Regions from separate parts of the Homo sapiens genome. Here regions 1, 3 and 4 are each linked to region 2. Evidence: chromatin loops called from intact Hi-C (ENCODE). Cell type or tissue: heart right ventricle. All regions are shown on one strand. Each heading gives the region's core, and the rest is flanking DNA. Links, peaks and the distances in the headings are about the cores only.

Region 1 (5,988 bases), core at 637-5,636, 77 kb before region 2:
TGTTTGTTTGAGTTATTGTGTAGTGGTTTCTAATTTCTTGAAAACTCATACAGTCTAGAAACAATTTCAGGATTGAAAAGAACCTTGTTCTGACCTCCCAAGGGATCTCAGGCCCACAGAGGGTAAGCGATTTATTTGCTGGAGGCCACAGAGCAGGCAGATACAGGCTTGGGCTGAGCCCACATGGCTCAGCTCTTGCCAACATACAGAAGGAAGTAAAGGACACAGGATCTGGAGTGAGACAGAGTGGGTGGGAGCCCAGCTCTGCCTCTCCCTGCCTTGCTGTGTGTCACTGGGCAAGTGACACCCCTCTCTGAGCTTTGGTCCTCAGCTGTAAAATGGGAGGAAGTATAGAACTCAAATGCCTGGATTGTTGGAAGGATTAAATGACAACTTGCTTACATAGCACAGCACAGAGCCCAACATCAGGAAATTCTCACAAAATGGTGGCAACATCATCGTAATCTTACCCCCCAAGAGTCTTCCATCAACTGGAATATCGTATGAGCCAGAATTGACATGCTCTGGACTTATTCAATATCAAGGCTGTACATTTTGGTGTCAAATCTGAAGATAATACATCAAAACACTTTTCACTTTGCCATCACCCAGTTTCTAAAAATCAGCAGAATTATACGATCAAAAACTTTGAACATGCTGCCTTAAAAATCAGCAAGTAGGGGTCTCAAAATAAATAAAAAACGACCAGGCACAGTGGCTCATGCTTGTAATCCCAGCACTTTGGGAGGCCAAGGTGGGAGCATCACCTGAGGCCAGGAGTTCGAGACCAGTCTGCCCAATATGGTGAAACCCTGTTTCTACTAAAAATACTAAATTAGCCAGGAGTGGTGGTGCATGCCTGTAAAACCAGCTACTTGGGAGGCTGAGGCATGAGAATCGCTTGAACACGGGACGCAGAGGTTGCAGTGAGTCAAGATTACACCATTCTACTCCAACCTGGGCAACAGAGTGAGACTCCATCTCAAAAATAAAAATAAATTTAAAAATTAGCAGGTAGAGTTGGAACCGAGGTGTGACTGTAAGAAGTAGCTGAAGGGAGTTTCTTTGGGGTGATGAGGTTTATTTCGGAATAATTCTGTATCCTGATGGTGATGTGGGTTATATGAAACTACACATGCGTTAAAAGTTTCATAGAACTGTATAAAAAAATTCAGTAAATATAAAAATTGATGAAATCCAAAAAAGTTTTGCAGTTAGTTAATAGTATTGTACCAATGTCAATTTCCTGGTTTTGATCACTGCACTATGGGTATGTAAAATGTTATCATTGGGGTTAGGCAATTAGTAATCTCTGTACTAATTTTGCAACTTCTATGTAAATGTAAATTAAAAATAAAAAGTTGAAATGGAAAAAAAGCAGGTTGACATTGCTTCTCAAATAAATTACTAATTCCCTTTGACCAACTTAATCAGCAGGTCATATGCTCAAGGTCATATGCCAAAGGCAATAATTAAAGAGGCCCAGAAACCTTCATGGGGCAGGAGGCAGAGACATGTTATTACTAGAAGGTAAATAGGGAACTGGAGATCCAGAGCTTGGATTTCTTGCAGTTTCTTTCCTGTCTCTAGGCCTCTGCACCTGCTATTCCCTCCACCAGAAACACTTTGTTCCCCATCCCATCACCTGGCTAATGCCTCCATGCTCTTCAAATGGAAGCTTAACCGTTGCGCCATCCAGGACACTTTCCCTGACCACTGGGAGAAAATTATCAACGCCACCACGCCCCCTTGGAACATCCATCAGGTATTATCAGCATGACTGTTGGCTGGTTTTCCTTACAAGCACGTGAACTTCATGAGAAGGGGGACTTTTCTCTCCACTTTCATGCATATTTTCCTTGCAAAGGGGCAAAGAATGATAATAAAAACATCCACTGTGTGAAGATGTGGTTAAGCCAGCACTTTCATATTCTGAAAGATGGAGAGATTCTGAGATATTTCTCTCTCTCTCTCTCTCTCTCTCTCTCTCTCTCTCCCCCCACCCCCCCCTCCCTTCCTGCCACCTCTTGGGGGCTGGAGAGGCATGCTGGCCACAAGGAGTGTCAGATGATAAATTCTTCCATGGCTCCTCACTGCTCTTGCGATGATATACAAGCTCTGTGACATGAAAGGTATCACCACTATATCCCTGACGTCTAGGTTAATGCCAGTACACAGCAGGTCCTCATTTAAATATTTGCTGGATGAATGAATGCATGGATGAATGGTTACCCAAGAGGGCTCACACTATAAAACTTTCACATCAGATTAATCTAAACTAGTGGAGAAAACGTTAAAAAGGCTCACCATGCATTTTCTTTTTTTCTTTTTTTTTTTTTTTTTTTGAGATGGAGTCTTGCTCTGTTGCCCAGACTGGAGTGCAGTGGCGCAATCTCAGCTCACTGCAAGCTCTACCTCCCGGGTTCACACCATTCTCCTGCCTCAGCCTCCTGAGTAGCTGGAGCTACAGACACCTGCCACCACGCCCGGCTAATTTTGTTTTTGTATTTTTAGTAGAGACGGGGTTTCACCGCATTAGTCAGGATGGTCTTGATCTCCTGACCTCGTGATCCACCTGCCTCGGCCTCCCAAAGTGCTGGGATTACAGGCGTGAGCCATTGCGCCCAGCCTCACCATGCATTTGCAAAATGCTGCATATTCACCAAATTCCCTTCTCACTTCTCTGGAGTATCGGGAATCCCCATGCCATTTACCAAAAGAGATAACGGGCACAGAGAGGCTAAGCGATTCTCTAGGGCCACACAGTTATTGAATGGAGTAATCCACAGGAGAAGGAAGAAACCCAGGATCCCTATACTCCACCCTAAATCCGAAGACCTTGCACTGCCATTAAGCTCTTGAATCTACCCAAGTTTCCAAGCATTTAATCACTTTCAAATTTAGTGGCTGTCAAGGGGAAAAAGAAAGCAGCTTTGTGCCAGGGGGTGCAATTTCCACAACGGCCGGCAGGTGGGGGCAGAGCATGGCCAGGTGTCAGGTCTTTCCCTCTCACCTGCTGTTTTCCACAAGGTAATGCACAATTTTGTCCAGGACCTTCTCAAACAAGGCTGTGCGAATCCACAGATGCTTGATGGCAAGTGGGGACAAGTTGGGCAGCTTCGGCAGCTTCCGCACATTCTCCTGGAGGCCTTGAATCTGGTTTCTCCTTCAAGACCAATAAAAGACGGGAATAGATACTCACAAGAGCAAATCTACACAGGACTAATTGGCAAATGGGAGAATGTTCAATCTCTCAGGAAAATGAAGGAATGGCAGCTAAACAAGAAGAGCCCATATTGCCGCTAGCAAGCTGGTCAGGAGTTGAAAAAATAGTAATACCCAGTGAGTGTGCAGATGTGGTTAAACAAGACACTTTCCTAGGGCAAGCCAGATTCTCATACTGATACCCCCCACCTCTCTCTCCTGGAAAGGAGGGTGGGCCAAGAAGAGTCTTGGAGTATAGATCCTTCATTGGGTCCCCAGTGCCCTTGGGAAGCAAGCTCTTCAACAAGACCAGCAGAGAGCTCCAAGACCTTGTCCCACTCACCTCTCCAGCAATCTCCTTACCACTAACGCTTATGACTCCATGATCCAGCCAGACAGAGATACGTGCAGATGCCTGAGGCCACCAGAGTCTCATCTGAAGCCTTTCCCTGGGCTGCCGCTTCTTCCGGGTTCCCTCCCCACCCATTCCCAGGCTGATCCCTCTCACTCTGTAAGTCTCAGCGAGGGCATTGCCTCCTGCCTACAGGAAGCCCTCCTGGACCAACCAAAGCTGGTCTGTACTCTGTCAGCCTCTGGAGCTGAGCTCCCTGCTCACTTTTCTGTCGTCCCCTCCATGCTTTGATCTTGAGGATATGAAATCGGCAACTCATTTTTTTTGTTGTTGTTTTGAGACGGAGTTTCACTCTTGTTGCCCAGGCTGGAGTGCAATGGCACAATTCGGCTCACCACAACCTCTGCCTCCTGGGTTCAAGCGATTCTCCTGCCTCAGCCTCCCAAGTAGCTGGGATTACAGGCATGCACCACCACGCCCAGCTAATTTTGTATTTTTAGTAGAGACAGGGTTTCTCCATGTTGGTCAGGCTGGTCTTGAACTCCTGACCTCAGGTGATCTGCCCACCTTGGCCTCCCAAAGTGCTGGGACTACAGGCATGAGCCACCGCACCTGGCCGCAACTCATTTTTTTTTTTTTTTTAATAAAATACTTACTGAGAGTCTACCATGTGGCAAGCATTGGCCCTCTTCATTTCTGTATCTCCAGGGCCCAGCACACTGGCTGACGTATAGAGGAAGCTTAGTAAATGTTTATGAATGAGTGATTGCATATATGAATAAATGCTTCTCCCTTACCACTTGCACAGGCATCTCTAACTCCTCCACTAGGAGGTCACTCCCAGTGTTGTGGAAGGCCCATGACAAATCTAATCCTTTAAGAAGTTATCTGCAAACACCTGGGAACTTAGCAGATGGACTGGAAGGTATTCAAAGAACAGTTGGCTGAGAAGTCATTCCAAATGGGAGTTGACAGAGTCAAATCCTGAGCTCTGACCACCATACCGTTCTGGCCAGCAGCCCTGGGCAGGCAGGGCCTGAAATGCAAGGAAAGGGCCATTCTCATCCAGTGAAGTGGAGTGACCATCCACAGCAGAGACTGCAAACATAGGACATGCTTGTGTCTTCCCTGCCTTTGCCCTTGACAGACATGACCAATCAATCCATGTGCTTTTCCCCAGAACGCCCAATCACAGCTTCAGAATCACAGCACATTCCTCTGGGAAGCCACCAGCACCGAATTTGTTGCCAGGAGTTGAAACCAAATTGTCATTCCCTGACCAGGCTGTAGACTGGGGGTTTGGCTGTGCAGACAGGACCTCCCAGGGAGTGGCTCTGGCTGAAGGTGCTCACATGCACACATTCTGTCCATGAGCCTCCCCCAACACATACCACCAGTCACCAAGATGAGGGAGGGAAGCCACCTCCCCCATTCAAAGGTTACTTCAGTATGAGAGTTTTTTTTTTAACTTCTAGTCAGTGTATTTGAATGTGTTATAATATGCCTATTGATATGAGGCCCTCGTGTCTGGTCCATGCAGACAGAGGCCATATTGGTTCTATCAAACTTTGGTTGCCTTGCATTTAGAACAGGCCGTGGGTCCTAGCAGGCACTCACTCAACAATTGTTTCTTGGGCATCTACCAGGTGCTAGACACTGGCCCGGATGCTTGAGACATAATGGGAGAAAACAGATCTAGTTGCCTGCTCTCATGAAGTTCTGCATCAAGTGAGATAGACAGACAACAAACAAACAAACCTGACATGAATAACTATAGATGGCCAACCAACAACAACGGGGAGGGAAATAAACAGGGTGATATGGAAGAGAAGATGGAGTGAGAGTTGGAATTTTCTGAGATAACGATAGGTCTGAATGATGACAAGAAAGCAGCTATGGACGATCAGATGGGTGAGTCTGGTGGAGGGTGAGGCACGTGCAAAGACCCTGGGGTGGGAAAGAGTCTGGTGGGTTTGAGAAGCAGGATGGAGACTGAAAAGAGTGCTAGGGGTTGCAGGCTCTCTCAGGACCCAGGGAGGACTGTGGACTATTGGGGGAGCTGCTCCCACCTGTGCCCCATGCTTTGCACTCACGCGCTCTCGATCAGCTGCTCCAGGTCTTGCACCTTGCGGCTCAGATCCTCAGCCGGCGGGAAGTTCTTGCCCACTTTCATAAAGAGGGCTGCAATCTTATTGCTGCGTAGGAAGCCAGCCGCCCGCCGCCGAAGCCCGTGCAGAACGCAGGCCTCCACAGCCGCTGCAGGGACATGGCAGTCAGCAGACCCTGCCCTGCCCATGCACTCCAGCACCCAGCATGTCCCAGAGCTTCTGTCAGACACTGGAACCTTGGAGAGCCCTCTCAATCTTCTTACCTTCTGTCTTACCCCAGAGACAGGGAGCTCACACTTGTATAGGTGCATAATCAATGTTTAT
Region 2 (5,988 bases), core at 282-5,281:
AATTAGCCTGGTGTGGTGGCATGCACCTGTAATCCCAGCTACTCAGGAGGCTGAGTCAGGAGAATCGCCTGAACCCGGGAGGCGAAGGCTGCAGTGAGCAGAGATCACATCACTGCACTCTAGCCTGGACGACAGAACGAGACTCCATCTCAATAAATACATAGAGATATAAATAAAATAAAATAAAATAAAGTTTCTTAAAAAAAATAGGAAATCTCCTGAAAAACCTTTTCAGAAAAATAGCCACAGGTGCATGTTTGGCTCGTGTTTTTCCCAGAAACAACCTAAATCTGGCTTGATAAACCTTGATTGATGTATTTGCCCCAGTCACTCATGTTGTAACCAGCAAAAGGGCCCAGCTGCTCACTGCTTGTAGAAAGAAGTCAAAATGATAATGACATGTGATTTAAAAAGAAAGAATTTTATAATCTATGCTAGCAAGGGCAAGAGCAGAGAGCAATTCCACTCTTCCACGTGAGGAAAGAACGCAGGGGTTTTTTTTGTTTGTTTTTTGCGACGGTGTCTTGCTCTGTCGCCCAATCTGGCTGGAGTGCAGTGGCGCAATCTCAGCTCACTGCAACCTCCGCCTTCTGAGTTCAAGCGATTCTCCTGCCTCAGCCTCCCGAGTTGCTGGGACTACAGGCACATGCCACCATGCCCAGCTGATTTTTTGTATTTTTAGTAGAGACGGGGTTTCCCCGCGTTAGTCAGGATGGTCTCCATCTCCTGACCTCGTGATCCTCCGGCCTTGACCTCCCAAAGTGCTGCGATTACAGACGTGAGCCACTGCGCTCGGATGAACGCAGGGGTTTTTATTTATTTTATTTTATTTTTTAAGATATTTATTTATTTGTTTATTTTTTGAGACAGAGTCTCACTCTTTCACCCGGGCTGGAGTGCAGTGGCGTGATCTCGGCTCACTGCAAGCTCCGCCTCCCGGGTTCACGCCATTTTGCTGCCTCAGCCTCCCGAGTAGCTGGGACTACAGGTGCCCGCCACCACGCCCGGCTAATTTTTTGTATTTTTAGTAGAGATAGGGTTTCACTGTGTTAGCCAGGATGGTCTCCATCTCCTGACCTCATGATCTACCCGCCTCAGCCTGCCAAAGTGCTGGGATTACAGGCGTGAGCCACCGCGCCCGGCCAAAGCGGTTTTTAAAGGGAGGATTTGGAAGGCAAAAGAGGCAGGGGGACTGGGAGGTGTCAGGTGGTGTGACCCCCTCCAGTGGCTTGTCCTGAATTATTTTTCCATCTGTGGAAGTGGCCGGCGTCATCATGGCTGGAGGAGGTGCATGGTTCGTATCAGGATCTGACTACTGAAGCTTCTAAGGAAATATGTGACCAGATAAGTGAGTATGGTGTGTGCTTACCAAACAACTAGGTAAATAAATGTGCATAAGGCATGGGGGCATAGAACAGGAAAAGAAAGGGGGTGGAGGTTCACAGCACATTCCAAGGCTGGATTTCAAGAGGAGAGGAAACACGTCTATACTTTGTCTAAGTTACATCTTCAGATTAGCAGAAGAGAGGAAAGGGGAAAGGAAAAAAAGTTTTAAAATGCGGTTTGAGGTTAGGCTGCTAAGCTGCTGGGTTACAGATTCAGCTTATATTTGAGCATGTGGAGTATGTATATTTATTTTAAAAATCTAGAGCATCTTGGTCAGCCACAGTGGCTCATGCCTGTAATCCCAGCACTTTGGGAGGCTGAGGCGGCTGGACCATGAGGTCAGGAGTTCAAGACCAGCCTGGCCAAGATGGTGAAACCCCGTCTCTACGAAAAATACCAAAATTAACTGGGCGCAGTGGCGGGTGCCTGTAGTCCCAGCTACTTGGGAGGCTGAGGCAGGAGGATTGCTTGAACCTGGGAGGCGGAGGTTGCAGTGAGCCAAGATCGCACCACTGTACTCCAGCCTGGGCAACAGAGTGAGTGAGACTCCCATCTCAAAAAAAAAAAAAAAAAAAAAAAATCTAGAGTGTCTTGTACATATCCTTTAATAACCTACTTTTAAAAACTTAATATATTTTAGATACATATGTATATGTGTACCTACTTACATCCTTAAAACTGACGTGATGATAAATAAAACCGCGGAATTTCTATCAATATGTAAATGCTCTTCTCAGAAAAGGCGGGCTCTTTGCTCCTGTGGTTGATGGGGATGATGCAGATGGTGGCAGAGGCTTCCATTTTTTGAGCATTCGTTGTGGGACCTGCCAGTGCTTCAAGCTCAATACACCTTCTCCCATTTAACCCTCACAGCTCAGGAGGGGGTCCTGCCGGGACCTCCACTGCAGACAGGAAAAGAGGAGAAAGTTGGTATCTTCTGAATTCTTTTGGCAAAAGGAGAAGGGAAGAGGGTTCCTGTGCAGGGCATGCAGGAAGGCAGGAGTATGGAAAAGGGGGAAGGGACAGTGTGTAATGCCCTCCCTGCTGAGCCACATGGTTGGAATGGAGCATCACAGCAGAGATGGCAGAGCCAGAAACCCTAGGATCCGGTGTCAGAGGGACACAGGGCCCAGCTGCCAATGTGTGGCCCAGAGCAGTGGAGGACACCTTGGTTATGCCCTGGCACACAGCTTTCTACTGTCCTGGCATCTAAGCCCTGGGGACTGGGGCAGTGGGGTCAGTGCCCTCAGCTGGACACAGACACGTGGAGCAGAACTTGAAAAAGATGGGCCCCTGAGCCCATAGGACCCAGAGACCCAGCACCCAGGGAGGCCTGGGGAGGGAGAAGGACGCCCTCAGCTAGCACATGGGGGCTTGAGGTCCAGATAACTGTTAAGGTACCTCATCTGATCTCCCCACAGGGGACACCCGGCACATGCAGGCCTCCTTCCTGACTTCTCTGCCAACCTTTTCCCCAGCCTTAAAACTTTCTCTTCCCGATGTCATTGTGACACTTCTTCAGTTCTCCTTCTAGTCCACTAGATGCTGCTGTGCACCCACCTAAGCACCACCATTTCTAATTCCTGGGATCCTAGTTTGGGAAAGACAGGGGAGCTGGTCAGCCGTTCGGATTTCCCAGTGGGTAGAATGGAGACTGCAGCCTTTGCCAGGGCTCTTCTCCACTGTGGTAGTGATTTTAACTCCAGTAGCTGTAACTTGCTGAGCACTCAGCACCTGCTGAGCTCTTTGCACAGATTGGCTCCTGTAACCCCCACAGGCCCCTGTGACATAAGTTTTCAATACCCAACATACTAGGAAACAGGGTCTCAGAGAGATGATATCACCTGCTCAGGGTCACACAGCACATACCTGGACAGGCTATGATTCCACAAAGGTTTTTGTCTAAGTCCAAATGCCAGGGACATAATATTGTCCTGTTGCTCATAGAAGTTGCTATTTAATGAGCTCCTATTATGCAGACTTTATTCCTTCAATATAAGATTTACTTACATTGTGAAATATACAACTACTTAGTACTTAATACTTATATTGATAAGATTTACTTCTCTTTATTAATATGATTATCAAATCTAAGGGTTTAATCTTTCATTCTGTTTAAAATTTAACACTGCTTCTTTTGTAATTGCTGCTTTTGATATGATAATAATTCTTACTGTTTGGTGCATTTATGATATACACTGTGTTATCGAATGTATTCCAGTAAGAGTAGGCTACCAACACAGTTCTGTTGGCCAACTGAGCACTATAGCTTGTTCATTAAGAGAAATAGGCCGGGCACAGTGACTCAACGCCTGTAATCCCAGCACTTTGGGAGGCCAATGCAGGTGGATCACGAGGTCAGGAGTAAGAGACCAGCCTGGCCAACATGGTGAAACCCCGTCTCTACTAACGATACAAAAATTAGCCGGGCATGAGGAAGGAGAATTGCTTGAACCGGGGAGGTGGAGGTTGCAGTGAGCCAAAATCATGCCATTGCACTCCAGCCTGGGCGACAGGGCAAGACTCTGTCTCCAAAAAAAAAAGAGGGCAAGAGAGAGAAATAGTCTTCAATCCTGAATCTTTTGGGCCTGAAAATTGGAAATAAAAAATTATAGAATAGCAACTTTTGAAATGTTGGTTATGAAGGACAAGAAAACCTCACACATCCACTGTCTCCATTATTTTCTAAAAGAAAGGCCATCTTAATGTAACTGAACACAAGTCTGGCTGCTCACCAGTCAGGATCCAAAATGCAAGAAGTGAAGTGTGCTGAAAGGAAAGTAACTTTCTTTTTTTTTTTTTTTTTTGAGATGGAGTCTTGCACTGTCGCCCAGGCTGGAGTGCAGTGGTGTGATCTTGGCTCACAAAAGCTCCTCCTCCCAGGTTCACGCCATTCTCCTGCCTCAGCCTCCCAAGTAGCTGGGACTACAGGCGCCCGCCACCATGCCTGGCTAACTTTTTTTCTTTTTCTATTTTTGTGTTTTTAGTAGAGACGGGGTTTCATCGTGGTAGCCAGGATGGTCTCGATCTCCTGACCTCATGATTCGCTCGCCTCAGCCTCCCAAAGTGTTGGGATTACAGGCATCAGCCACCGCGCCCGGCCGGAAAGTAACTTTCTTTAAATGTTAGCAGCTAGGAAATGACCAGGCTCATGCCTCCAAGAGACCATTTTAAGTTTTAGGGCTGAGTGAAAGGGTTTAAAAAGGGAAACTTGGCATGGGGAGCACGCAGGGGTGGTGAAGGGTACAGGGTCTATGTGTCTTCTCCCGGTGGCTATTTTGAGTTATTGTCCCCCTGGAGCACAGGTGGGTGCCATCATGTCTGGCTGAGGTGTAGCTTATCCTCCTCGAGACCATCCCCCTAGGTAGGGGAGAATTCTGTAGCTGGGTCTTCATGCTTGGTTTATTTTTCTTTCTTTCTTTTTATTTATTTATTATTATTATTTTTTTGAGATGGAGTCTCTCTCCATCACCCAAGCTGGAATGCAGTGGTGCGATCTTGGCTCACTGCAACCTCCACCCCTTGGGTTCAAGCAATTCTCCTGCCTCAGCCTCCCTAGTAGCTGGTATTACAGGTGCCTGCCACCATGCCCGGCTAATTTTTGTTTTTTTTTTTTTTTTTTTAGTAGAGACGGGGTTTCACCATGTCGGCCAGGCTGGTCTCGAACTCCTGACCTCAGGTGATCCACCCGCCTCAGCTTCCCAAAGTGCTGAGATTACAGGCATGAGCCACTGTGCCTGGCCATGCTTGGTTTATTTTCAAATTAGCCTCCCCTGGAATTTCTAAAAAGGCACATAATTAGATAAGCTACCATGGTACAAGGAGTGTCTGGGGGGAAGAGAGTGAAAAAAAGGGTTTCAAATACATTTCAAGGCTAAGGCTACAAAAATTAAAATAAAAATAGTTAAAAATGTATTTTGAAGCTGAGCTGCTCAGTCATATTAACGCCTAAAGAGTAAGAAGGACATACTTCAGAAAAACCTATGGCTCTGTCCAGGCAGGGACAGTTGATGTCGTCATACTGACACTTTTACTATGGAAAACTGACGGGTTTGAGTCTTGCCTTCAATACTTGCTAGCTGTGTGACCTTGGGTAAGCGGGTTCATCCCTCTGTGCTTCACTGCCCCCTTCACAAAGCTGTTACGATGAAATGCTTTGATCTACATAAAGCGCTTAGCAGGGTGGCTCAACAAGCTGCAGCAGTTAGTATACAGTTGGTTCTCTGTATCCATGGGTTCTGCATCTGTGGATTCAAACAACCAACTGAACATATACAAACACTTTTTTTTGTCATTATCCTTTAAACCAAGCTTGTCCAACCCACAGCCCCACAGGTCTCATGTGGCCCAGGACAGCTTAGAATGTGGCTTTGAATTTCGTAAACTTTCTTAAAACATTATGAGATATTTTGGGGATTTTTTTTTCTTTTAGCTCATCAGCTATCATTAGTATTGGTGTATTTATTATTATTATTATTATTATTTTTGAGACAGAGTTTTGCCGTTGTTGCCCAGGCCAGAGTGCGGTGGCACAATCTCGACTCACTGCAACCTCTCTCTCCAGGATTCAAGCGATTCTTCTGCCTCAGCCTCCCAAGTAGC
Region 3 (5,988 bases), core at 603-5,602, 280 kb before region 2:
TCCAACCAACATTCTGGGCAAGGAAGAGCTGGGATGCAAGGGAAGCTCCTTCCTCCCCACCATTTGTCACGAAATCCCCATCCCTGCCTGGCCTGGCTTCCGGGCACAGCTCCCGATGCAGAATCCCCGGGAAAGGGCCTGCAAATCCGGGTTCCAAGCCCCAAGGTGCCCCGGGTGCCTTGCAGGAGGCCTGGCATTTAGGAATCCCCAGATCAGGGATTTCTGAGGCAGTTTGGAAGGGACTTTGCCCTCAGAATTCTGCCCCCAACTAAATTCTCCATTTTCCCTCTGAACCCTTCTCTCTGCTCAGTGATGAGTGGGCACCCTGAGAGTGCAGGGGTCCCCTCCCAGGAACTACATGGGAGGGGCAGCAAGGTACTGTTGCCACACAAGCTGTCCAGCCTCCCGGCCTTGTGCAGACTGGTACCTGGGTTACCCTTCCTGCCCCTCCCTCCGCCTGGCCAAACTACTCCCCTGTCAGGATCCAGGGCAAGATGAGTCTTTCTAGTTCCCCTGCCACCAGGCCAAGGAAGAGCCAATTACTCCCTCCTCTGTCGGGTTAGTTTGTTGTGCATCTGTCTGTTGTGTGTCTGTTTCCCTTCCTCGGCTGTGAACTCACTCACTCCTTCATTCAACAATTTTTTTTTTTTTTTTTTTTGAGATGGAGTCTCACTCTGTCGCCAGGGCTGGAGTGCAGTGGTGTGATCTTGGCTCACTGCAACCCCTGCCTCCTGGGTTCAAGTGATTCTCCTGCCTCAGCCTCCCAGGTAGCTGAGATTACAGTAGCTGGGATTACAGGCACCCACCACTACACCCAGCTAATTTTTGTATTTTTAGTAGAAACGGGGTTTCACCATGTTGGCCAGGCTGATCTTGAACTCCTGACCTCAGGCGATCCTCCCACCTTGGCCTCCCAAAGTGCTGGGATTACAGGCATGAGCCACCATGCCTGGCCCCTCACTTAAAAAATATTCACCTAGCTTCAACTCTGCACTGAAAACACAAAAGTGAACAAGAGCTTCAAGAGCCCTACAGTCCTGCAATTCTTGTTTGGTGGGGGAGGGATAAGAAGTCAGCAAACAGCCTCCACCCTGATGAGGGAGGCAGATATCAGAAGGACACTGCACATGATAATGGGGGTGCTGTGAGGGAATAATGGGGGCCCGGGCCTTATGCAGAGGTGGTGTCAGGGAAGGCCTTGCCCAGGGGTGACATCTGAGTTTAGAGAGGTCCTGAGAAGAGGCCTCACTCAGGTGCTCTGGTCATCAGTCCCAGGAGCCCAGCCTTCGAGTCATCCCAGCCCGGGCACCAGACGTAAGTGATGAGGCTTCCAGATGATTCCTGCCCCAGCTGTTCAGGGCTCCCAGCAGAGAAGAGCTGTACCCACAGAGCCCTGCTTGGCTTCTTGACCTGCGGAATCCATGACCCTGTTACACCCCTAAGTTCTGTGATGGTTCATTATAACAACAGATCACCGGACCATGGAAATTACTTCTCCTCTTCTACTCTTTAGGCTAACTCGTTTTTATATAAACAACTCATCCCCACCCAGACACACACACAAGGCCCTAGAGCAGCAGTTTCCGAACAGTGCCGTATCCCCCGGGGATCTCTAAAAAATACTGACACCCAGACAATAGGGGGGAATCCTAAAAATACCTGACCAAGACTATTCAAGATTGCCAGGCTCATGAAAAACAAAGAAAAGTCTGATACTACATCCTGGATGGGACGTAACATTAAAACTGAGAAAATCGGAATAAACTATGAACTTTATTTAATAGGAATGTATCAGTATTGGCTCATTGATGGTAATGAACATACCATGCTAAGGCAAGGTGGTGATGACAGTTGGAAACTGGGTGTGGGTGTATGGGGACTCTCTGTACCATCATTCCAATTTTCCTGTAAATCTAAAACTGTTCTAAAAAGTCAAGTCTATTTAAAAAACACTGATGCCCAGGCCCTGCCCCCATGCATTTAGATTTAATTTCTGGGATGTGACCTGGGTATCTAAGTTTTGAAAATCTCCCTGAGTGAGTTATTTCCATTTCCAGAAGAAGAAATCTAGGTTCCAACTGGTGGGGCTGCATCTGGAATCTGGATCCTTCATCACACCCTGAAGTCTTAAACTTGCTTTTTCCATAACTCATGTCTGCCACAGGGTGCTAGGATGGATTCTATTCAAAGGAGGGATGAGGCTGGGTGCGGTACCTCATGCCTGTAATACCAGCACTTTGGGAGACCCAGGAGGGTGAATAGCTCAAGCCCAGGAGTTTAAGACCAGCCTGGGCAACATGGCGAAACCCTGTCTCTACAAAAAATACAAAAATTAGCCAGCATGCTGGCGCATGCCTGTGGTCCTAGGTACTTGGGAGGCCGAGGCAGAAGGATCGCTTGAGCCCAGGTCCAAGCTGCTGTGAGCCATGATTGTGCCACTGCACTTCTGCCTGGGCAACAGAGTGAGACCTTGTCTAAAAAAAAAAAAAAAAAAAATGCCCAGCAGAGCGCACTGGACATGTGACGTTACCCTTTTGGGCCTCCGTTTTCCTGATCTGTGAGATGGCGGCAGTGCGTTGTGAGCTAATGGGCTAACAGGTGGAAAAGGTTCACTCTCCTGGGTCTCCTTCCAACAGTGAGGGGAGCCTCTAGAGCCCGCAATCCCACGCTGTTCCACCAGGGGACGCGCGCACGCCAGGATGCTGGCCTACTCCACAAGGGAGGCTTTGCAAGGAACAGGTGTCCCTGTCATTCACTCATCTCTCTCCTGCGGGCCGGTCGGCATCCAGCTGGGGGCCCTGCGTGGCCTTGGTCCCTGGGAGCCCACAGAGCCCCGGAGCTCCAGGTGGCACTGCTGAAACCGAAGCCAGCCATCCTTCTTCCACCTGGGGATCCTGCCCCACTAGAGACACCCTTTCTCCTCCCAAGTTGCAAGGGCTAAGTCCACAGGTCTGGATTCAATCCAGCCATCATTGTTTCTTCACTGCATGTTGCGGGGCCAGTCACCTCCCCTCTCTGAGCCTCAGGTTCAGAATCTCTTAAATGGGCATCCTCTTGGCACTTCAGAATATAGTGAAGTCACTTAGGGGAAAAGTGCCAGGAAATGGAACTTCATGTAGAACGTGGGGAGTATGAAGACGGATAATGGGATGGTGTTTGCACAGTGCTTAGCACAGCGTCTGCCACATAGAAACTCAGTGTCTAACATAGTCACAGCAACAATAGCCAACACTTACAAAGCACCTACCAGGTGTCAGGCACTGTTCATCGCACCTTGTGCATAGGAGCTCATCTCACTTCACTGCCTTTTTTTTTTTTTTTTTTTTTTGAGACAGAGTCTCACTCTGTCACCAGGCTGGAGTGCAGTGGCCCGATCTTGGGTCACTGCAACTCCACCTCCCGGGTTCAAGCGATTCTGCTGACTCAGCCTCCCGAGTAGCTGGGATTACAGGCATCTGCCACCATGCCCAGCTAATTTTTGTATTTTTAGTACAGATGGCATTTCACCATGTTGACCAGGTCTTGATCTCCTGACCTCATGATCCACCCCGCCTCGGTCTCCCAAAGTGCTGGGATTACAGGAGTGAGCCACTGCGCCCGGCCACTTCACCGCATTTCTAACAAGTAGGCTCTGTTATAATCCCAGTCTCAGAGATGGGGAAACTGAGGCACGGAGATGTCAATCCACTCAAAGTCACATAGCTGGTAAGTAGCAGAGTTGGGATTTAAACCCAGGCCATCTGGCTTAGGATATGAGCTCTTTTCTGTATTCATCTCACACTTCAATTTTAAAAATCCTTTTCCAGGCAACAAAAGAAAAAGTTGGGCGTCATCAAACTTCATCAAAGTTATAAATTTTGTGCATCAAAGAACATTATCAAGAGAATGAAAAGACAGCCCACAGAATGGGAAAAAAATATTTGCAAATATCTGATATGGGATTAATATCCAGAATATATATATAAAATATTCCACTGGGCGTGGTGGCTCATGCCTGTAATCCTGGCACTTTGGGAGGCCAAGGTGGGAGGAACACTTGAGTTCAGGAGTTCGAGACCAACCTGGGCAATATGGCAAAACCCCGTCTCTACCAAAAATACAAAAAAAAAAAAAAAAATTAGCTGGGCATGGTGGCACATGCCTGTAGTCCCAGGTACTTGGGAAGCTGAGGTGGGAGGATGGTTTGAACTCACGAGGTGTTGCAGTGAGCCGAGATCATGCCACCGGCACTATAGCCTGGGCAACAGAGCCAGATCCTGTCTGTCTGTTTGCCTGTCTCTCTCTCTATATCTGTATCTGTATCTATATCTATCTATATCTATATCTATATCTATATCTATCTATATCTATCTATATATATGTTTGTGTGTATGTATTCCTACAACTCAACAACAAAGAAAAAACAATCTGATTCAAAAATGGGCAAAGGACTTGAACGGACATTTCTGCCAAAAAGATATACAACTGGTCATTTGGCATATGAACAGATACTCAAAATCATTAGTCATTAGGGAAATGAAAATAAATATCTCAATGAGCTACCATGGCTAATTTTTAAATTTTTATTTATTCATTGTTTTAGAGACAGGGGTCTCACTATGTTCAGCCCAGGCTGGTCTGGAACTCCTGGCCTCAAGCAATCCTCCTATCTTGGCTTCCTGAGTCACTGGATGACAGGCATGAGCCACGGCGCCCAGCCCACAACTTGTTTTTTCAGTCACAACCTTTGATGAGTTACTTTCAGCAGTCCTTGTGTGGTCTTTCATTTTGATTGTTTCCTTCTCATTTGGACTCGCTGTCAACCAACTGAAATCTAGAGGGAATCTCTAACTAGCAGCCAGGATATGTTCTTGGGCGGGGGCCACCTCACAAGTTCCCACTTATTTCAAGTTGATTACACTCACAAGGACTACCACTGCTGTCAGCAGAATCCAAATGTTCCTCCCCTCCTTTTTCCAGTCTTAATAACAAAGTCATCAGGTCCAAATGCTCTCAAACCTCTCAACCTTTGCCCTGGCAGATCCTGCGTACAAAGATGCTGGCATGACGATGACACAGCACCAGCCTCAGAAGCAAAGGGCCACAGTTTCACCAGTTAGAGATGTGGGAAAGTCTGAGCTCAGTGTAAAACCAAACACTGCGGGTGTCCAGGAGGGTCACGTGGAAGTCAAGTTTAAAGGACCCCAGATGACATCCGTTGTATAGAGCACAATTTCACGCCTCTAAACCTCTGCCCATGCTGTTCCCTCGATCAGGGGCAAACCACTGTTCCCCAGACCATAGTTACCTGGCAAACACCTGCTCAGCCTTCAAGACTTAGAACTCAGACTCTTTGGTCTCGAACTCCTGCTTCTCAGCTAGCCCTCCCCAAGTGGAGACACCCCCTCCCTCCTCCAGGGAGACTTTACACAAATTCAAATTAAATTAAAGCACATGACATGATGCCTGGCATATAGTAAATGTTCAATAAACAGTAGCTATTAGGGAGCTTCCGGATACCTGAACACAGGGAGGTTCCTGGAGGGTGGCGTGCCCAGGGAGGGCATGGAAGCTCTGCACTCCCTCCCCCATACCTCACCCTACGCATCTCTGCTTCTACAGCTTATCTTTTGTAATAAACTGGCAAACGAAGAGGAAGAGAGACCAGAGACATCTACCTATCACCCACCTCCCACCCTGCATACACAGAAGAGGCTACGCAAAGACAAATGAAGGACACAGCTGTCAGCCACGGAGAGGAGCCTCATTAGAAGCCAGCCTTGCTAGCTCCTTCATCTTGGACTTCTAGCCTGTGTATCTGTGAGAAAGCAAATTTCTGTTGTTTAAGAAAAAAAAAGAAAATTAGCTATTAGAACCCACTGCAATTATTTACCTACCTTCTTTTTTTTTGAGATGGAGTCTCACTCTGTTACCCACGCTGGAGTGCAGTGGCGAAAACTCAGCTCACTAAAACCTCCGCCTCCCGAGTTCAAGCGATTTTCCTGCCTC
Region 4 (5,988 bases), core at 668-5,667, 62 kb before region 2:
GTCAAAAAAAGTATCAAAGAACTGAAACTCACCAGATCACAGATGGAAGGGAACCCACTCATTCACCATGTTTGCTTCCTTGTGCTCCCTAGTTCTTGTTTTCTTACACATTGTTGCATTTCTTCCTGGCTATATAAACACCTAGTTTTAGTCAGTCAGGGAGATGGATTTGAGACTGAGCTCCCTTCTCTTCAGCTGCAGCACCCAATTAAACCCTTCTTCCTTGGCAATACTTGTCATCTCAGTGATCGGCTTTCTGTGCAGTGATCAGCAGGACCTAGACCAAATCCCTGGTGTTTTGGTAACAAAAGGATAGTCTTTAAAACAAATGGTGTTGGGAAAACTGGATAGCTACATACAAAAGAATAAAATTGGACCCTTACCTTATACCACATACAGAAATTAAAGTAAAATGGACCAAAGACTTCAACACAAGCTAAAACTATAAAAATCATACAAGAAAACGGAGAAAGCTTCATGACATTGTGTGGGTGGCAAGCCACCCAGGCACCGAGGCAAGAGACAGAGGACACGAGCTGTTCCAGTATAATAAAATATAAAACAAGAATAGTTATACCAGATATAGATCTTAGATATGATTATATATGAATATCATTAATCATTAGTTTGTAGCAGTTACTTTTTATTCCAATATTATGATAATCCTCACTCTATAATCATAGCCTAGGAAAAACCAGGCCATACAGAGATAGGAGCTGAGGGGACATAGTGAGGTGTGACCATTAGACAAGAGTGCAAGCCTTCAGTTATGCCCGGACAGGGCCACCAGAGGGCTCCTTGGTCTAGCAGTGATGCCAGCATCTGGGAAGACGCCCGTTACCAGGCGGATCGTGGTCCAGCGGTAGCAAAAGGTGTCAAGGAACAACACCCGCTACTTAGCAGACTGGGAAAGGGGGGGGGGGGGTCTCCCTTTCCCCGGGGGAGTTTAGAGAAGACTCTGCTCCTCCACCTCTTGTGGAGGGCCTGACATCAGTCAGGCTCGCCCGCAGTTATCTGGAGGCCTAACCGTCTCCCTGTGATGCTGTGCTTCAGTGGTCACACTCCTAGTCTGCCTTCATGTTTCATCCTGTACACCTGGCTCTGCCTTCTAGATAGCAGTAGTAAATTAGTGAAAATACTAATAGTCCCTGATATGCAGAAATAATGGCATAAGCTGTCTTTCTCTCTGTCTCCTCTCTCTCTCTGCCTCAGCTGCCAGGCAGGGAAGGGCCCCCTGTCCAGTGGACATGTGACCCACGTGACCTTACCTATCATTGGAGGTGACTCACATTCTTTACCCTGCCCCTTCTGCCTTGTATCCAATAAATAACAGTGCAGCCAGACATTTGGGGCCACTACCGGTCTCCGTGCATTGGTGGTAGTGGTCCCCCGGGCCCAGCTGCCTTTTCTCTTGTCTCTTTGTCTTGTGTCTTTATTTCTACACTCTCTTGTTGCCGCACACAGGGAGAGACCCACCGACCCTGTGGGGCTGGTCCCTACAACATTGGATTTGACAATGATTTCTTGGATATGACACCAAATGCATGAGCAACAAAATTAAAAATAGGTAAACTGGACAGCAAAGTTAAAACTTTTTGTGGATCAAAGAACAAAATAAACAGTGAAAACGGCAACCCGTGAAATAGAAGAAAATATCTGCAAATCATCTATGTGATAAAGGGTTAATGTCCAGAATATATGGAGAACTGCAACTCAACAACAAACAACTGAATTCAAAAATGGACAAAGGACTTGAATAGGCATTTCTCTGAAGAAGATGTGCAAATGACGAACAAGCACATGGAAAGATGTTCAATGGGAAATGCAAATCAAAACCACAATGAGATACCACTCACACCTATTAGGATGGCTGCTATGAAAAAACAGAAAGTAAGTGTTGGTGGGGATGTGGAGAAACTGGAACCCTTGTGCAATGATCAGAAGGTGAAATGGTGCAGCTGCTATGGTAGACAGTATGGTGGTTCTTCAAAAGATTAACCATACAATTAGCATATCATCCAGTCATTCCACTTCTGGGCATACACCCAAAAGAACTGAAGGCAGAGTCTCAAAGTCATATTTGTATACCCATGTTCACAGCACTATTATTCACAGTAGCCAAAAGGTGGAAACAACCCAAGTGTCCTTCGATGGCTGAATGGATAGACAAAATGTGGTCTACACACACAATGGAATACTATCCAGCCTTAAAAAGGAAGGAAATTCTGACACATGCCAAAATACGAATGAACCTTGAGGACGCTGTGCTAAGTGAAATAATCTAGACGCAAAATAACAAATGCTGCATGATTCCACTTATAAGAGGTACTTAGAGTAGTCAAATTTAAAGAGAAAGAAAGGAGAATGGTGGTTGCCAGGGGCTGGGGAGAGGAGAAATGGGGAGGCATTATTTAATGGGTATAGAGTTTATCTTTCGAAAAGAGATCTGGAGGTTGGCACACAAGAATGTAAATGTACTCAAGACTGAATTGTACACTTAAAAATGGTTAAGAAGGCACATTTTATATTATGTATATTTTACCATTTTAAAATGTGCATATGGTATATGTTCACATAGTATAAATAAATGAATATTTTTCAGTTAAAGAAAAGTTCTATCAAACCACGTCCCTCCTCTGCCCAGAACTCTTCCATGGCTCCCGTCTCACCCAGAGTGACAACCCAAGTCCTCACCACCTCACACAAGGAGGCCCCTCTGCTGACCTCCCAAGCCCCTCTCCCCCATCCCAACACCTGCTCTACACACACAGGCCTCCTTGCTGCTTGCCCAGCTCCGTGGGCAGAGCCCATCTCATGTCCTCTGCAATTCCTGTTCCCTTTGCCTGGAATGCTCTTTTCCCAGCAATCTCAACTCTTTCTTCAAATGTCACCTTCCCTGACGATCCTATTTAAAATTGCAACTCCCCAACCTGCACCCCACTTGGTACCCAACATACCCCTTTTTCTGCCTTTTTTCTCTCCATAGTCCTTCACATGTCCACCACGCTACATGATTTTGCTTATTTACCTTATTCCCTAACTCTCTGACGTAATGGCCTCTACGCTCTATGAGGTCAGGAATTCATCCTGCCATCTGGTGGTGCTCTACTCCCAAGACCCAGCAGAGGGCCTGGCACAGAGCATGCACTCAATATCTATCTGTTGAATGAATGGGGAGGTTTAGATGAGGCGACGCAGGTAAAGCATTTAGCATAGGGCTTGGTACACGGTGTGTGCTCAACAATCAGTAGCATTTGAATAATGATGACAGAGACACCCCCGCTGCCCTGGAACAAGTTACATCTGGTCTGTGCATCCCACCTCCCTGCATCAGGCATGTTTATGCAGGTAAAAATCAAGTTAAGAAGAAACAGCAAAATTAACTTTGCAGGGGGAAACATCACCACCAAGGGCAGTATGGAGCAGGTATGAAAAGAGTTTTGCCTAGGAGGAAAGGAGGGGGAGGAGGCAATAGGCAGGTTGAACGCAGAGAATAACGTATGTCTTGAGTGAGTCGCAGTTTGCAAAGCTCTCTCCAGCCTACCTTGCCTCACAACATCACGCGAATACAATCCCCGCTGGCAGAGGAGGCAATTGAGACTCAGAGGGCAGGGGACATTCCTCTAAATCAGCATAACCAGGAAGATCCAGGGCCAGGCCTGACATCTAAGACTTCAGACTCCAAAACAGAGGACCAGCCTGGGCAACAAGAATGAAACTCCGTCACAATAAAAAAAAAAAAAAAGGAAATTTAGACGTATATACAAAGTGAAGATCATGTGAAGATCAGGGAGAAGATGGCCACCTATAAGCCAAGGAGGGAGACTTGGATCAGATCCTTCCCTCACAGAGTTCAGAAGGAAGTGGTCCTGTAGACACCTTGATCTTTGATTCCTATCTCCAGAGCTGTGAGAAAATCAGTTTATGTCGTTCAAGCTGCCCATTCCATGTACCCGGCAAACTTTTTCTGTAAAGGTCTACAGAGTAAATAATGTCTGCTTTGTGGGTAATATGATCTCCATGTCAACTATTAAACTCTGCCCTTGTAGCATGAAAGCAGCCATAGATAATACATAAATGAATGGGCATGGCTGTGTCCCAATAAAACTTTATTCACAAAAACCAGTGGAAGGCTGGATTTGGCCCGAGGGCCAACCCTGCACAAGAATGTTTGGCTCCAGCAGGCTGGTCTACTTCGCAGCTCCAGCCAAGGAAACTGCTCCTGTATCCTGAGTCATGGCCCAGACGGCCTACTTAGGTGGTCTGCAGTCGGGGACAGCTCTCAGGGTCAGTGCTGACGTGACTGACAACTCCCATACACAGTGGCTGGCCCTCTCTTAAGGTTGTAGCCATCCTGCCAACATCCTGTTCCTTGGAGGCAACCATCTGCTGTCACCTCCAGAGAGGCTCTGATGCAGGAGCGCGGCCACCTGCCTGTGTCCTCCCTCATAGTGAGCAGAGGCTACTGGGCCCCATCTGTTCTCTCCACAAAAGGAAGCCATGAGCTTGCTCAGGACATGTGGCAAACCCCTAGCTTTCTCCAGAGCACATGGTGAGAGGGTGGGAAGAGGAGCTGCCAACCTTGGAAAGTTCTAGCTCTGTCACCAACTAGCAGACGCCCTCAAGTGAGCACCACCCTTCAGGGTGTCCCCACTTATTCCTCTGGCCTCAAAGATGTGCCTACCTCCCACTGTCTAGCATGCCTTCATTCTCCATTCCTTTCCTTTGTCGTGCCTCTTCCACCCTCGGGAATCTCATCATGCAAAATGTCACCTCCCCCATCGCTATGGGCTTAACTGTGTTCCCTTCACCTCCATTTCATATGTGGAAATCTTTTTTTTTTTTTTGAGACGGAGTCTCGCTCTGTCGCCAGGCTGGAGTGCAGTGGCACAATCTCAACTCACTGCAAGCTCCACCTCCCGGGTTCAACTGATTCTCCTGCCTCAGCCTCCCAAGTAGCTGGGACTACAGGCACTGGCCACCACGCCCAGCTGATTTTTGTATTTTTAGTAGAGATGGGGTTTCACCATGTTGGCCAGGATGGTCTCGATCTCTTGACCTCGTGATCCACCTGCCTCAGCCTCCCAAAGTGCTGGGATTACAGGTGTGAGCCACCGCGCCTGGCCCACATGTGGAAATCTTAACACTACTATCTCAGAATGTGCTGTCTTTGGAGATTAGATCTTGACAGAGGTGACTAAGTTAAAATGAGGTCATTAGGGTGGGTCCTAATCCAATATGATTATAAGTGTCCTTATAAGAGGAAATTGGCCAGGCATGGTGGCTTACTCCTGTAATCCCAGCACTTTGGGAGGCCGAGGAGGGTAGATCACTTGAGGTCAGGAGTTCCAGACCAGCCTGGCCAACATGGTGAAACCCCATCTCTACTAAAAATACAAAAATTAGCCGGGCGTGGTGGTGGATGCCTGTAATCCCAGCTACTCGGGAGGCTGAGGCAGGAGAATCGCTTGAACCCAGGAGGCAGAGGTTGCAGTGAGCCAAGATCGCGCCACTGTCTCCAGCCTGGGCAACAAGAATGAAACGCCGTCTGAAAAAAAAAAAAGAGGAAATTTAGACACAGCTACAAAGGGAAGATCATGTGAAGATCAGGGAGAAGATGGCCACCTATGAGCCAAGGAGGGAGGCTTGGATCTGATCCTTCCCTCATGGAGCTCAGAGGGAACTAGTCCTGCAGCTACCTTGATCTTGGATTTCCATCTCCAGAGCTGTGAGAAAATCAGTTTATGTCATTCAAGCTGCCCATTCTGTGTACCGTAAGGGCAGCCCTAGTGAAGTAACAGATCCACTGATGGCACCACCATGACCATCATATTCATCATCCTCATCATCTTCATCATCTCTCCCTCTGACCAAGCCCTTCTCGTGTGCCAGACTCAGCTAACAGATGGCATCTAGGTTTGTTTGATCTGTATTATTCGCTCATTATGCCCTCTCCACAGTGCTGTGAGGACAGTTTCTATTTCATAC

The links. Hi-C counts contacts between places; a loop is a spot of excess contacts. Peaks named below come from ENCODE experiments on the same cell type or tissue, not always from the same donor. Only the 100,000 strongest peaks of a DNase experiment are listed, where the experiment ranks them.
Region 1: a loop joins it to region 2, with 4 times the contacts of the local background. A loop is called at or near these places in 88 of 110 quality-filtered maps.
Region 3: it touches region 2 in a loop (10-fold over the local background); 44 of 110 quality-filtered maps call a loop at or near these places.
Region 4: a loop joins it to region 2, with 2.4 times the contacts of the local background. A loop is called at or near these places in 51 of 110 quality-filtered maps.

The regions. Positions count from the first base shown.
Region 1 is chr22:24,847,458-24,853,445 of GRCh38, reverse strand. SGSM1 (small G protein signaling modulator 1) reads right to left here. Exons shown (of 25, transcript NM_001098497.3): 4 at 5,650-5,812; 5 at 3,014-3,166. Among named protein-coding and RNA genes, the nearest start is that of SGSM1, 44 kb to the right of the region's middle. In heart right ventricle, for the core only: CTCF peaks have their summits at 2,759 and 2,960 (motif pointing right); a DNase peak (open chromatin) is centred at 2,985.
Region 2 is chr22:24,769,682-24,775,669 of GRCh38, reverse strand. It overlaps PIWIL3 (piwi like RNA-mediated gene silencing 3), which reads left to right and starts at 950. Exons shown (of 21, transcript NM_001255975.1): 1 at 950-1,348. In heart right ventricle, for the core only: a CTCF peak has its summit at 2,907; a DNase peak (open chromatin) is centred at 3,039; H3K27me3 peaks cover 775 bases.
Region 3 is chr22:25,054,152-25,060,139 of GRCh38, reverse strand. All of the region lies in intron 6 of KIAA1671, which reads right to left. Among named protein-coding and RNA genes, the nearest start is that of KIAA1671-AS1, 56 kb to the left of the region's middle. In heart right ventricle, for the core only: CTCF peaks have their summits at 2,476 and 2,676 (motif pointing right); a DNase peak (open chromatin) is centred at 2,679.
Region 4 is chr22:24,832,516-24,838,503 of GRCh38, reverse strand. The region is part of intron 2 of SGSM1 (small G protein signaling modulator 1); the gene reads right to left. Among named protein-coding and RNA genes, the nearest start is that of SGSM1, 29 kb to the right of the region's middle. In heart right ventricle, for the core only: a CTCF peak has its summit at 3,122 (motif pointing left); no DNase peak of the experiment used is centred there.